2 separate regions of the Mus musculus genome follow, and region 2 is linked to region 1. A link is a contact called in ENCODE Hi-C or POLR2A ChIA-PET data. All regions are on one chromosome and are shown on one strand. Each heading gives the region's core, a stretch centred on a gene start or an enhancer-like site at or near the end of the contact. The rest is flanking DNA. Distances are from core to core; before and after follow the strand shown.

What was found. Hi-C counts contacts between places; a loop is a spot of excess contacts on that map. ChIA-PET counts read pairs that join two places held with the same protein, here RNA polymerase II (POLR2A).
Region 2: POLR2A ChIA-PET joins it to region 1 with 14 read pairs in embryonic stem cell. The contact joins the enhancer-like site here to the promoter of Gpx7 in region 1. A Hi-C loop is called at or near these places in 1 of 37 maps with a recorded cell type or tissue (heart). POLR2A ChIA-PET finds 5 or more read pairs at or near these places in 3 of 5 experiments (all embryonic stem cell).

What each region holds. Positions count from the first base shown.
Region 1 is chr4:108,404,062-108,410,617 of GRCm38, reverse strand. Gpx7 (glutathione peroxidase 7) reads left to right here and starts at 3,905. Exons shown (of 3, transcript NM_024198.3): 1 at 3,905-4,075. The coding sequence starts at 3,941. It overlaps Gm32297 (a long non-coding RNA gene), which reads right to left. Exons shown (of 6, transcript XR_003955247.1): 5 at 4,832-5,043; 6 at 4,071-4,502.
Region 2 is chr4:108,360,384-108,366,939 of GRCm38, reverse strand. No RefSeq gene overlaps it. Among named protein-coding and RNA genes, the nearest start is that of Gm46889, 12 kb to the right of the region's middle. RefSeq lists an enhancer at 2,412-5,922. Within about 2 kb of position 2,684, at least 1 of the 3 ENCODE cell types and tissues checked has a DNase peak (open chromatin) inside an H3K27ac peak, as active enhancers do; it is heart, where a contact is called at or near this core.

The DNA of each region.
Region 1 (6,556 bases), core at 2,656-5,155:
TCTCAGAAGAGACCTTGAACTTTGGACTTTTAACTTTGTTGTGACTGCTATAGACTATGAGGACTTTGAAAGTTGGACTAAATGCATTTTTCATTATGCTATGTTTAAGTATGTCCCCTATAGACTCATGTGTTTGAACAAGTCTATGGATGCCAGGGAGTGGAATGTGATGGTTTGTATATTCTTGGACCAGGGAGTGGCACCATTTGGAGGTGTGGCCTTGTTGGAATAGGTGTGTCACTGTGGGTGTGGGCTTAATACTCTCACCCTAGTTGCCTGGAAGTCAGTCTTCCACTAGCAGCCTTTGGATGAAGACATAGAACTCTCAGCTCTGCGCCATGCCTTTCTGGATGCTGCCATGCTCCCACCTTGATGATAATGGACTGAACCTCTGAACCTGTAAGCCAGCCCCAATTAAATGATTTTTTTTATTATTATAAGACTTGCCGGGGCTGGTGAGATGGCTCAGTGGGTAAGAGCACCCGACTGCTCTTCCGAAGGTCCAGAGTTCAAATCCCAGCAACCACATGGTGGCTCACAACCATCCGTAACAAGATCTGACTCCCTCTTCTGGTGTGTCTGAAGACAGCTACAGTGTACTTACATAAAATAATAAATAAATCTTAAAAAAAAAAAAAAAGACTTGCCTTGGTCACGGTGTCTGTTCATAGCAGTAAAACCCTAACTAAGACATACATATACCCTGAATGAGTGAAATCTTGAGTGAGGGTATTTTGGCATGAGCAAGGCCTGTTGAGGATTCAGACCAATTGGCCCATGGGAAATTGGCAAAGCCGTTACTTATGGGTCAGGCTCAAGAGGGATGGCAGTTTTCTTCAGAAGACTTGAGTATGAGTGTTTATGACCGATTGACCAGTGTGTGTCAAAGATGTAGCTTCCTCCTCCAGGATATTGACAGCCTGAGACTATTCACCTGCAGAGGCCTCAGAAACTGATTAACCCTTCCCCTGTGCTGTACCTAACAGGCAGAGTGTGGTTGCAGGTTGCAGTGATAACAGTAGTGTTAAAACCCCACTACCGGGTTGGTGAGATGACTCAGTGGGTAAGAGCAGCCAACTGCTCCTCCGAAGGTCAGGAGTTCAAATCTCAGCAACCACATGGTGGCTCACAACCATCCGTAATGAGATCTGACTCCCTCTTCTGAATGTCTGAAGACAGCTACAGTGTACTTACATATAATAAATAAATAAATAAATAAATAAACAAACAAGTTCATTGTGTGTGTTTGTGTGTCTGTCCTTTCTTCAGTCCCTTGCCACCTTGAGCCACCGGGGACAAGGCAACATGCAAGATGGTGACACCTCTTCCTTCCTGCCCTGTTCTCATTCTGTAAAGTGCTACAGGGTTTCTATTATATGTCTTAGTTTTTAGTCTTTTCTCCTCCTACAGGAATGTAAATTCAATATTTTTATTTTATTTTTTCACTATATTAAAAGCTCTTAAAATAGTTCTGCATTAGATACTCAAGAGTCTGATGAACAAATTGAGCATCTTAAATGGCCATGAATAACGTCTTTGAACTTTATTGTAGGAAAGAAGAGAGCTAGGGATCCCACAGCAAGCCTCCAACCCTTTCAAGTGCTCCTCTGAGATTTAGTGCGATTTGCCTCTGTCTTTGAGTCTTCCAGTTGTTAACTGTGCCACCCAGAAATAACTATGCTTCCTTAAAAACACCAGAACTATGTAGCAGGCTGAAAATAAAGTTAAGGATTATATTCTGTTGGCTAACGTCATCAGCCTCACATATCAATTCTAGCGTGAACACAGAGCAGAAGTCACCAGGAACTTTACAAAAAAATAAACATTTACTGAGTATCTTGTGTACGAAGAAAGGTCACAGGGAGGATCCAGACATGGGCTTTCCTTGGAGGGCAAGGCAGCTGTGGAAATGGACAACTATACATTACTGTCAGCTTCACTGCTTACGCTAACAAGACCATCTTAAGCCTCACGACGCCCAAAAGATAAGGAGGCAGAAGGGTAGGGAAGCTTGCTTAGGCCTTCACCTTGCCTGGAGCACCTTTGTCCTGTACCCCACCTCTACTGGCCAAGTAGTCTGCTCCTGCAGAGAGAAGCCATGTTGGTGGTGGAGAAAGATAGCATACTCTGAAATCTGAGGGCTGGGAGTTCAGATCATACCATGTCACCTTGTGTACAAACAACTCTGCTAGCCTTGTGATGTGGCACTCATAGCCTTTCCCCAGCTGGCCCTGAAGACTCCCCCAGGCTCATCTGCCTCACCCCTTCTTAATCCAAGCAGCCAACCCCTCCCCTCACTGCTCCCCCCCCCCGCCCCCCCCCCAAGCCTTCACTAAACCTGCCCAACTTTAACTCCCATTCCTCTCCCACTATGTTCTCTGCTGTGATCATCACCGGACCTTAAAGCTCCTCGGTCTCTTCTTTCCAGCATCTGCTCCTGCCTTTTCCTGTCTGAGTACCACAAAAAAGCCAGAGGGATCTATCTGCTATATGTGGGCCTCACTAAGATGCTTTAGCTAATAGTAACAAACAACAACAACAACAAAAAAAACCCAAAACTTTATTTCTTAGTTTAAGGCTTGTAATTTTTTTTAATACGATGTCTCCCTATTAAGTCACACACAGCTGGCCTGGTACTATATAGACCAGGTTGCCCACTAACTCAGAGATCTGCCCGCCTCTGTCCTCCAAATGCTGGGATTAAAGACATTGGCTATCATGTAGGGCAAGCCTGTAAACTTTATTGTGGCCCTCGGAGGCTGTGTGGCCTCACGACTACCTCCCCTCCCCCACCCCCAAGCGTACTTTCATGTCAGCCAAACTAGTCTTTGTTGCCCATTGTATCATGTTTCACTCTCCCAGGAGGCCTTGTACAACTTTCTGCTTTTACCTGAATAATTTCTATTCATTTGTCAAGAGTTCAGTTCAAACCTCCTTTCGTTTGCCCACACACAACCTCGACTTTATTAGGTGGTACTGTACCGGCCACAACTGTAGTTTTGGAGTTAACTGTAAAATTTTTAGTGTCCTATCTCCCTCTGAATAGGAAGCCCACATGTTTTCCCTCACTGCACGGGGGGTGGGGGTGGGGGGTGGGGGGTGGGGGGTGGGGGGCTAGAGCTGAACTTGGCATAGAACAGGTACTCCAAATGTGTGTTAACTCATACTAAGTCGCCACCGGATGCTTGGCCCTTTATGGGTGTCATAGACGTTTTTCTGCGCCTGGGAAACGCTGTAGCTTGCTATTGAGATCTCTTGTCACTAACTTGAGATTGCAGCTGCTACCCACGTTTGTGTCCACAAAGAGCTTTTAACTGTCAGCTGCTGGAGATACCGGGCCTTCTTGGCTCCTGCTGCACCTCCAGTAAGGAGGCAATAATCCAGTGACTGACTAGATAGGCAAGCTCTCCTAACCCCCATGCACTGCTGGAATCCAAACCGCAGCAGACTTGTCTCCCACACTTGTCTGACTTTGGGGAAACACTACATCCATTAACCTAAAGTTTGTACGCATCGTTCAGCTATCAAATTGTTTTCCAGCACTTTCCCGTTACAGTCCAGTACTCCCAATTCTACACTAGGTAATATTCCCGTAAAGAAACTGGGGCTCAGAGTGGTGGAGCGATCCGCCTAAGGCCAGGCACTAGAAGCTAATCCTCACAGATTTTTCTCCGCTATCTCCCTATTAAGTCTCTGCGCCCTGAGCTTGAGTTTGAGCGAATTTTGGTCTCAGCCTCAAGAAAACAGGATCCTGCGATCTGAAGCTAACCAGCGCAGAGCAGCTAGGGAAACTGAGGTCCAGAGCCGGGACTCTGCGCCTGCAGAGACGACTGAGAAGGGGGCGCGTCCTGCCCAGCGGGCCGCCTCCTCCCGCCCCACACGGCGGGGTCCCCTCCGCCTTGTCTTTGCCCTCGCCAAGTCGCCACCTCGGGAGTGAACCATGGTTGCAGCTGTGGCGACGGCGTGGCTGCTCCTGTGGGCCGCGGCCTGCGCGCAATCCGAGCAGGACTTCTACGACTTCAAGGCGGTCAACATCCGGGGCAAGCTGGTGTCGCTGGAGAAGTACCGTGGCTCGGTGAGTGACGATTCCTTGCGGGCCTGGCGCGGAGGGGAGGGAGGGGCTCCGTGGGGATGCTACTCTCGGGTGTGCCACAGCTCGGACACCACCCTGCTCATCCCAGCCGCGAGATCGGTGCAACCGGCGCTCCCAAACCCTTGCCCACTCAGGCCTGCGGCTACGTGGCACAGCTTAGGAGCCACCCGCGCTGACTGCGCTCTGCGAGGCTCAGGATCTCACCCGGAAGGTGAATGCCCTCCGCTCTCCGCTTTGCCTCTCCCAAGTGGAAAAGAAACCCTAGCCTTTATGGCCCTTTGCCGGTCCAGTCCAGCTTCTGCTCCTGTAACAGTGGGTCCAATGAGAACGCAGAGAGACAAATGTGCAGTGGAGGGAGTGACCATCAAAAATGGACCTTTTCATGATTCTTAGAATCCACCCTCAGGCCCTGAGAGCAAAGATACAACAGTGGAAAGCAATCCAAGTTGTAAGAGAACCCCCTATACACCCTTCCCATCCTTGATCCTCCTAAGACCCACCCCTTAGAGGGCAGTTGTGATGGAGTTGCTAATGGGCCTGCCCTACTCACTAGGCGAATCACAGTAAGAAGGAAGTGTGTCAGGATTGGGTCTTTTAAATAAAACTTGAGCAAGACAGATCAATCCAGACAGAGAGAGCTGGCCAAGTCCAGACACAGAAGCAAAACAACAAGAAAGGTCAGGGTGGACCAGGGATTTCAGCAGCGGGTACTTGAGAGATACAAACTGCTAGACTAACCGGTGTTAGATGAGGCTGACTGCCAGGGAGACTTTGAACTGTAAAGTTCAGAGACTCTGGTGCGATGAAGAATCTTCTCAAGAGAGGAGCATGGTAGCACACACCTTTAATCCCAGCATGCTGAAGGAAGAGAGTCTGTGAGTTCAAGACCAATTTAGTGTCTATCTACATTGGGCGATCCAGAAAGCCAGGGCTACATGGTGAGACCCTATCTTTAAAAAAAAAAAAAAAAAAAAAAAGGTAATTAATTAATTTTTAAAAATCCTTCAAAGAACCTTTTGTCTCTTGAGTTGGAGTTGGAGATCCTGGTGTGAAGACTGCTATTGAACACTAACTGACTTGTGACCCCATCATCCAGAGTTGGATGGTTCAGTAGGCTTTTCTTGCAAGCAAGAGTATCTTTAGGGGCAAAACTATTCTCAATAGCCTTGTTGTTCTCGATTACACTGAGAGTCCTTGCCCTGACCAGTGTGCTGTAAGTTTCAAGAGAGAAAACAGTGTAGAAACATTAGGTAAGCTTTAGGCGCTCTGTATGGATGACAGGTCTTGTCAATGACAGCATCCAAGACTCCAGACAAACGGCAGCAAAGAGCAAGGCCATTTACTAGTCAGGGAAGGCCTGTAATGAAGGTAGACAGATGGTGATTAAAACACGTTCATGTTTTAATCAAGTTTATAGGGAGAAGAGACAATAAATAAGGCACTGAAAACTGAACCAGCCAATCCCAATAGCAATGAGAGCTTTAAAAAAAGGCCGGGTGTGTGGTGCATGCCTTTAATCCCGGCACTTGGGAAGCAGAAGCAGGGAGATCTCTGAATTACAGGCCAGTCTGATCTACAGAATCTTCCAGAACACTCAGGGCTCTTACACACAGAAAACCTGTCTCAAAAATAAATAAATAAATAAACAAAACAAAAAAGCTTTAAAAATACTAAAAGGTATAGGATATAGAATTAGCCTACACACAATTAATCCTAGCACTTGGGTGGCAGAAGCAAGCAGATATTTGTGAGTTCAAAGCCAATCTGGTCAACATAGCAAGTCGCAGGCCAGCTACGGCTATGTGAGGTAATGAGCTCAAGTTGGCCAGGCTGGTCTTGAACTCATAGAGATTCACTTGACTCTGTCTCTGCCTGCTACATGCAGGAATCAAAGGCATGCAACATTTTTTCCTTGCTTTGCTTCTTTTTTCTTTTCTTTTTAAGAGACAGTCTTACTGTCTAGGCTGGCCTCCACTTTGAAATTCTGCTGCCTCAGCTCCTTAGAGCTAGGATTACAGGTATGTGCCACAGACCGCCATGGGGAACTACTCTTGGTCATCAAGCCTAGGCATCTAGTCAGTTCAGGCTAGGAGGACGCCAGAACTCTACAATAAACAGGGCAGCTCCCCAAGGTGAAGACCCATAATTTTAGTAGCGCTGAATCTGAGACTAGCTTGAGCAATTTGTGTCCAGCGTGCCAGACTGACCCCGGGAAATGATCTAGTTTGGGTAGCCAGATGATATTATCCCCAACTTGTCTCAAAAGCAGCCATGGAGATAGGGCTAGGGCACACAGGCAAAGGATTTTTAATCTTTTAATAATACAGAGTAGAAGCTGGAAATGTGGCCTTCCTGCCAACATTCTAAGTACATTATAACTCAGTTCCATCGGCTGGCTTTGAATTTATTGCCTAAAACCTTTACAAAAATTAGGGCTCAGCTATCAAACTCTAAGCATTTGTT
Region 2 (6,556 bases), core at 1,435-3,934, 42 kb after region 1:
GCCTGGTCTACAAATTGAGTTGTAGGAACAGCCAGGGCTACACAAAGAAGCCATGTCTTCAAAACAAAACAAAACAACAACAAAATGAAAGGAGGAATGAATGAGGGATGGTAAAATGGCTCAGGAAGTAAAGGAGTTTGTAGCCAAGTGTGATGACCTGAGATTGGTCTCTGGAGCCTACACTATATCAAGTGTGTGTGGGGTGTATGTGTGTGTGTGTGTGTGTGTGTGTGTGTGTGTGTGTGTGTGTGTGTGTGGTGTGTGTGTGTGTGTGTGTGAGAGAGAGAGAGAAAGAGAGAGAGAGAGAGTGTGTGTGTGTGTGTGTGTGTGTGTGGTGTGTGTGTGTGTGTGTGTGTGTGTGTGTGTGTATGTGTGTAATTTTAAATTTTTAAGTAAGTGAGTGAGAAAAAGAATGATTATCACACCAAATACAGGTCCCACAAGGCGGACTGAACCACTTAACCCAAGTAGCCTGGACAGTCACTAAATCACCCGCTTCTCTGTTTTTTGGTTTTTTGGGTTTTTTTGTTTTGCTAGGTTATTGTAAGTGTTTAAAAAAGGGGATCAATTTAAGCTGAGCTAGGTGGTATGGACCCGTCATCCAAGCTACTTGGGATGCTTAAGCAGTAGGGCCACAAGTTCAAAGCCAGATGAGACAACTTCGTGAGAAGCTGTCTCGAAACAAAAGGGAAAAAATAAGAAAATCTCGATGGGGGCAGAAATATGGCATTTAAAACAAATGAAAGGGGCTGGTGAGATGGCTCAGCGGTTAAGAACGCCAACTGCTCTTCCAAAGGTCCTGAGTTCAAATCCCAGCAACCACATGGTGGCTCACAACCATCCGTAATGAAATCTGATGCCCTCTTCTGAAGTGTCTGAAGACAGCTACAGTGTACTTACATATAACAAACAAACAAACAAACGAAAGACAAACAGCAACGACAAAAACACTTTGCAATTATTATTGTTGTCTTAAAAAATAAAAAACAAAAACTGAGACTGTCATCTGAAGTCTATCCTGGAACTTACATTGTAGACCAGGCTGGCCTTTAACTCACAGAGTCACAGAGTTCACAGCCTGTCTCTGTGCTGGGATTAAATGTACGGGGATACTACTAGGTTCAAGACTTTAAAATTGCAAGTGAGGAGTCTGGGGAGATGGCGCAGTAGTTCATATATTGCCCTTACAAAGGAATAGCTGACAATTAACTCCAGTTCCTAAGACACAACACTTTCTTCTGGCCTCCTTTGGCATGCACTTATGTGCACAAACCCACACACTGACACAGATATACACACAAATATATATATATATATATATATTTTTTTTTTTAAAGTAAAAAGAGAGAGGCAGCCGGGCGTGGTGGCGCTCACCTTTAATCCCAGCACTCGGGAGGCAGAGGCAGGCAAATTTCTGAGTTCAAGGCCAGCCTGGTCTACAAAGTGAGTTCGAGGACAGCCAGGGCTACACAGAGAAACCCTGCCTCGAAAAACCAAAAAAAAAAAAAAAAAAAAAAAAGAATACTTGTTAATCTTCAAAGGACCTGGGTTCAAGGCCAAGCAACCAGCTGGTGGGTCACAACCATCTGTAACTTCCATTCCATAGGATCCAATGTCCTCTTTTGACCTCTGCAGGCATCAAGCATACATTTGATGCACACATATACATGCAAGCAAAATATGCACACATAAAATAAAGTGAATAAATCAAATGGCTCCCCCCAGAAATTGAGAGGCAAAGGCAGGTAAATCTCTGTAAGTTTAAGGTCAGCCTGGTTTATATTGTAAGTTCCAGGACACCCAGAGCTATGCAGAGACTATCTCAAAACAAAACAAACAAAACAATAACCAATAGACCCAGAGAAATGGCTCAGCAGTTCAGAGTACTTCCTGCTTTTTCAGAGGACCTGAATTCCACTCCCAGAACTCACATCTAAAACCAGCCTACAACTCCAGTTTCAGAGGATCTGGTACTCTCGTTTAGCCTCCTCAAGCACCTGTGTATACATACATACATACATACATACATACATACATATATACATACACACTCACATAAATACAATAAACCTTTAAAAGTATACACATACATATAAAATTATAAAATTCCAAATGGATATGCTTTAATATGATGTGCTCATTTTATAAACAGTGATGATGGAGCCAAATGTCTAGTTACAATCCTGACTCTGTCACTTGCTAGGTAACCTGTGCCTCAGTTTCTCTTATGAGCAAGGAAAATAGTAATCACTTGTTTCACAGGCTTAGGGGAAGCTATTTACTCCAAAAAATACTGCGTTAGAAATGGGGAAAGTGTCTTAAATAAACTATTATTATTATTATTATTATTATTATTATTCATTTGCCTCTAGTGCTCTAGTGTTTTGTTTCTATTTCTAGCTTATAGCCCAGGAAGCTGCAGAAGAGAAGCTGGCTGCTGCCCCTCTCCTGCCTTTCAAAGGCTTTTGCTTTGCCTGGGAGTAGAAAGCAGATCAGGGAGACCCTGCCGACACTGAAGGCCGGCTCTTGACATTTCACCATGGCATGACCTGTGCTACTTTTGGCAACAGTGAGACATCATGTCATTCTTAGACATCTGTGCCCAGGTCCCTAACCAGCCAGCAAAAGGCACATGATGAAGTGGAAAGTGTCCAAGACTGGGAGTCCGGAGGTGTTGTTTGTCCTCCCCCTCTCCCCCAGCTTGGTAGAGGTGGGGGTGGGGAGGGTCAGGAGGCTGAGGGCACCGGCGTGAGGGGTGGTATATTCAGCACACTGAATACAACATCTGTGTCTACTGAACACAGTGTGTCTCTGTAGTGTCTATACCAAACCAAGACCTGTGCAATTGCTATAAACAAAGGACAAGCCTGCTGTTAGAGGGCTCAGATGGAGTCTGAGATGGACATACAGGAAAGGCAACGGGCCTTCTGGTGGTCCCCATGCTGCAGGAGGGAGCAGAGATGTCTTTGATGAGTCAGCTCCAGATCAGACAGACTTGGAGGACAACATGGACAGAGTACAGCCTGTTCAAAAGCAATGCAGAAAGCCTAGTGTGGCCCCGGGAACTGCAAGTTACACACAGAGAACACCACACTGGAGTATGTATGTGTGTGTGATGTGAGATGTGTGTGTGTATGATTGTGTAGATGTAGAGAGTGGGTGACAGTGTAGTCACTGACACTGGGTTATGATATTATTTACAGGACAGATTTCCTCTGTCCTTGATAACTCATCAGTAAAGTTCTTTTTTTTTTTTTTTTTTTTTTTTTTCTCTCTCTCTGACCCTTTACTACAGCGGAACAATCTGCTAATGCCTGTCTGGCTGTTCACAGACAGGGAGAGACAGTTGCAAATCCTAAGAATGTAGGAGGCGGGGCAGGGGTCTTCTCATTAGTCTGGGACAAGAGTTCTCGAGTTTCTGGTTGCATCAGAATCAGCTATGGGTTTTGGTTTGGTTTGGGTGCCAAGGGTGGATCCCAGGGCCCAGCACAGGAGAGGCACGCACAGGAGAGGCACGTACCCTACAAGCTGCACCTCTAACTTTTTTTTTTCTTTTTTTTTTTTGTACTCTTGAGACAGGGACTCTCTCCATTTTCCAGGCAAGCCTTGAATTTGTGACCCTCCTGCCTCAACTTCCTGAGTAGCTAGAATTACAGACCTGCCTAGCAGGAGCCCGTACGAGGGCTTATAAACAAAGAGCGGTTCGTCCTCTCTTACTCCTCACCCCAGCCTAAGTCATTCGGGCTGAAGTGAGTCCCCCAGATTTGCATTTTTAACAAGTTCCAGCTGCTGCGGCTGCAGCTACCCTGGGACCTCCCTCACAGCACAAGTGGCCTTGAAGAACAAAGACCAGCTTTGTGGACTCTGGTCACAGAGGTCAGAGACCCCACACAGAGCAGAGCCCAAGAACCTGGTAGAATTTGCTCCCCAGGACCCCATGTATATGGGGTGGACGCGGGTGGACCAAAATGAGGAGCTGCCTATAAATCACAGGCAAGCAGCATAGATTCCATCCCAAACCGAGTTCAGCTTTGTTGGTTTGAATGCGTTCACCCTGAGTAGGTATTCACTGGTGTTGGCTGGTCAAAGTCCAGCGTTAGAAACTAACCGCCCACCCTGTGAGACGGGTTCCCCTCCCCCAGGGCACAGACAGGGAGGGAGCCCTGTGAGCTGACGCACAAACACAAATAGTCTGAGCTCACTCGGGCTGCCAGGCTCACATCGACCAGCAATTATTTCTTGTAAATTGCTTTCCGGGTTATGTTCAGAACATGTGCGTGTGACTCCCTGAGAACAAACACTCAGAGGACACAGGGCGGGGGTGGCTAGCTGGGGAGTGGGCTGATGATGAAGGTGGGCCCTAGTCTGCACCATCAACCAAATTTTAGAGATTGTTGAATAAAGGAACTTAGAAATACTAGAATCTTGCAATCCCTACATAGCATCCTGCCAAATGGTAGTCTATCCCCCTCTTCAAACATCCACTTGTCTGTCTGTAAGAAGCTGATTGGAAGGCTGGAGAAATGGCTCATGCATCAAGAATATTGGTTCTACCAGAAGACACAGGTTCTATTCCAGTACCCACATGGTGCCATACAAGCATCCATAATCCCACTGCCAGGGCATCCAATGGTCTCTTCCAGCATCACATGCACACATGTGATACACAGATATACATGAAGGCAAAACAGCCACACGTATAACATCTTTCTTTCTTTTTTGTTTTTTGTTTTTGTTTTGGTTTGGTTTGGTTTTTTCGAGACAGGGTTTCTCTGTATAGCCCTGGCTGTCCTGGAACTCACTTTGTAGATCAGGCTGGCCTCGAACTCAGAAATCCGTCTGCCTCTGCCTCCCAAGTGCTGGGATTAAAGGCGTGCACCACCACGCCCGGCTGCATAACATCTTTCTTAAAAGCAGCAGCAGCAGTAGCTCGTGCCTATAGGTGTGCTATAGATATACTATAGGTGTCTGTAGGAGATGGCTAACCTGGTCAGGGACTTCAGGAAGGAAATGGTGTGTGAATCAAGTCCTGAATGCACTGACTAACGACAGGAGTTTTGTGGTGCGAGCTGAACCATGTTTAAGGCAAGGGACACAGGAAGAATCACAGATGAGGAGAGGGGACAGGAGGTTGCAAGTGACTCTCGCTGGGTAGCAAGGTGAGTAATGGCAAGAGACGAAGCTGGTGCTGAGAAGCAGGTCCCAAAACCTTCCTCTGCCCTAGTAAGAGGTTGGGAGTTTAACTTGACAGCAATATATGGAAGAACTTGTTCTCCTGAATCTTGTGACACATATACCTGCAAGGCTCTCTGCTTTGGGGAAACCTATTGAGTTCCTGCCCTGGGGATCAGAATAGCTTGTCTGTAGGACCATGGTGGGTTATGTGAACACAAGATGAGTCGGGCACCAGACAGCTCCTCATCTCAGAGGAGGCCACTATACTCTCTGCTCTATGCTCTGAGGCAACTGAAGCCAAGCTGTAAGGGTATCCAGGAGAGCCACCTGGACAGCTCATGGAGAGCATTCCCAGGGCTGTGATTGGCTCTTGCACACCTTGCCACACCTCACGGACCACCCCAGTGGATGGTCTACTTGAGGGTGTTGCTTGACCTCATGCTGTGACCCTCCTGGGAATGGATCCTATCAATAGGGACCCACTCAAATAAATAGTAAACTTGACCGGAGAACCCCTAAAAGAAGTCCAAGTTATCAGGTAGATGTAAGGTGTGGAATAAGGACCATTAAAGCGCAGATTCTAACACCAAGAAAAAGAAGTAATCTGGAATCCTTTGTGGAGGAAATCTAGTTGAATTTGACCTGGGTGGAACATGACAGTATTTGATGGTCTCAAACAAAGCAAAGTGTCTTTGTTTCTTTGTGAGACGGGGTCTGCGTAAACCCAGGCTGGCCACAAAATGAACATCTTCCTGTTTCTGTATACTAAGAGTTGGAATTACAGATGTGAACCACCACATCTGGCTTTGACTTCATATTTTAAAGATGGAACCATCTAGAATGCAGATGGCTCAGCAGTTAAGAGCACTCACTGGCTGCTCTTCCAAAGGATGCAGGTTCAGCTGCCAGCACCAACGTGGTGGCTTACAACCATCTGTGAATACAGTTCCAGGGAATCTGACCCCCTTCTCGGGAATTAGATACACATGAGGGGTACAAACATGTAGGCAAACACTCATGCACATAAATACAAAGAATGTAAGACTAAAAACAAAGATTTTAGTCCATTTCTAGCCCCACCAACACACATTCAAATCTTTTGCTCTGAGTTCTGAGAACAAAGAAATAAAATCATTTTAATTTCTGTTCTTGATAGACTTCTCAACCTATTGGGAAAGACTGGTAAATTAACTAGACGGTGACGAAGAGCGAGATGATTCCTTCCTTCTCAAGTTTAGGGCAAGATCAGCGCGTGGTGAGGCGAGGGCTCCATTTTCAAGTGTCTTTCTCTTCGGAAAAGGAGCTCCCTTTGTGCAAACCATCTTCCCCGCCTCACTCCGGGTTCCTTCCACCCCACCTCTCTCCCGGTGCGTTTCCATGG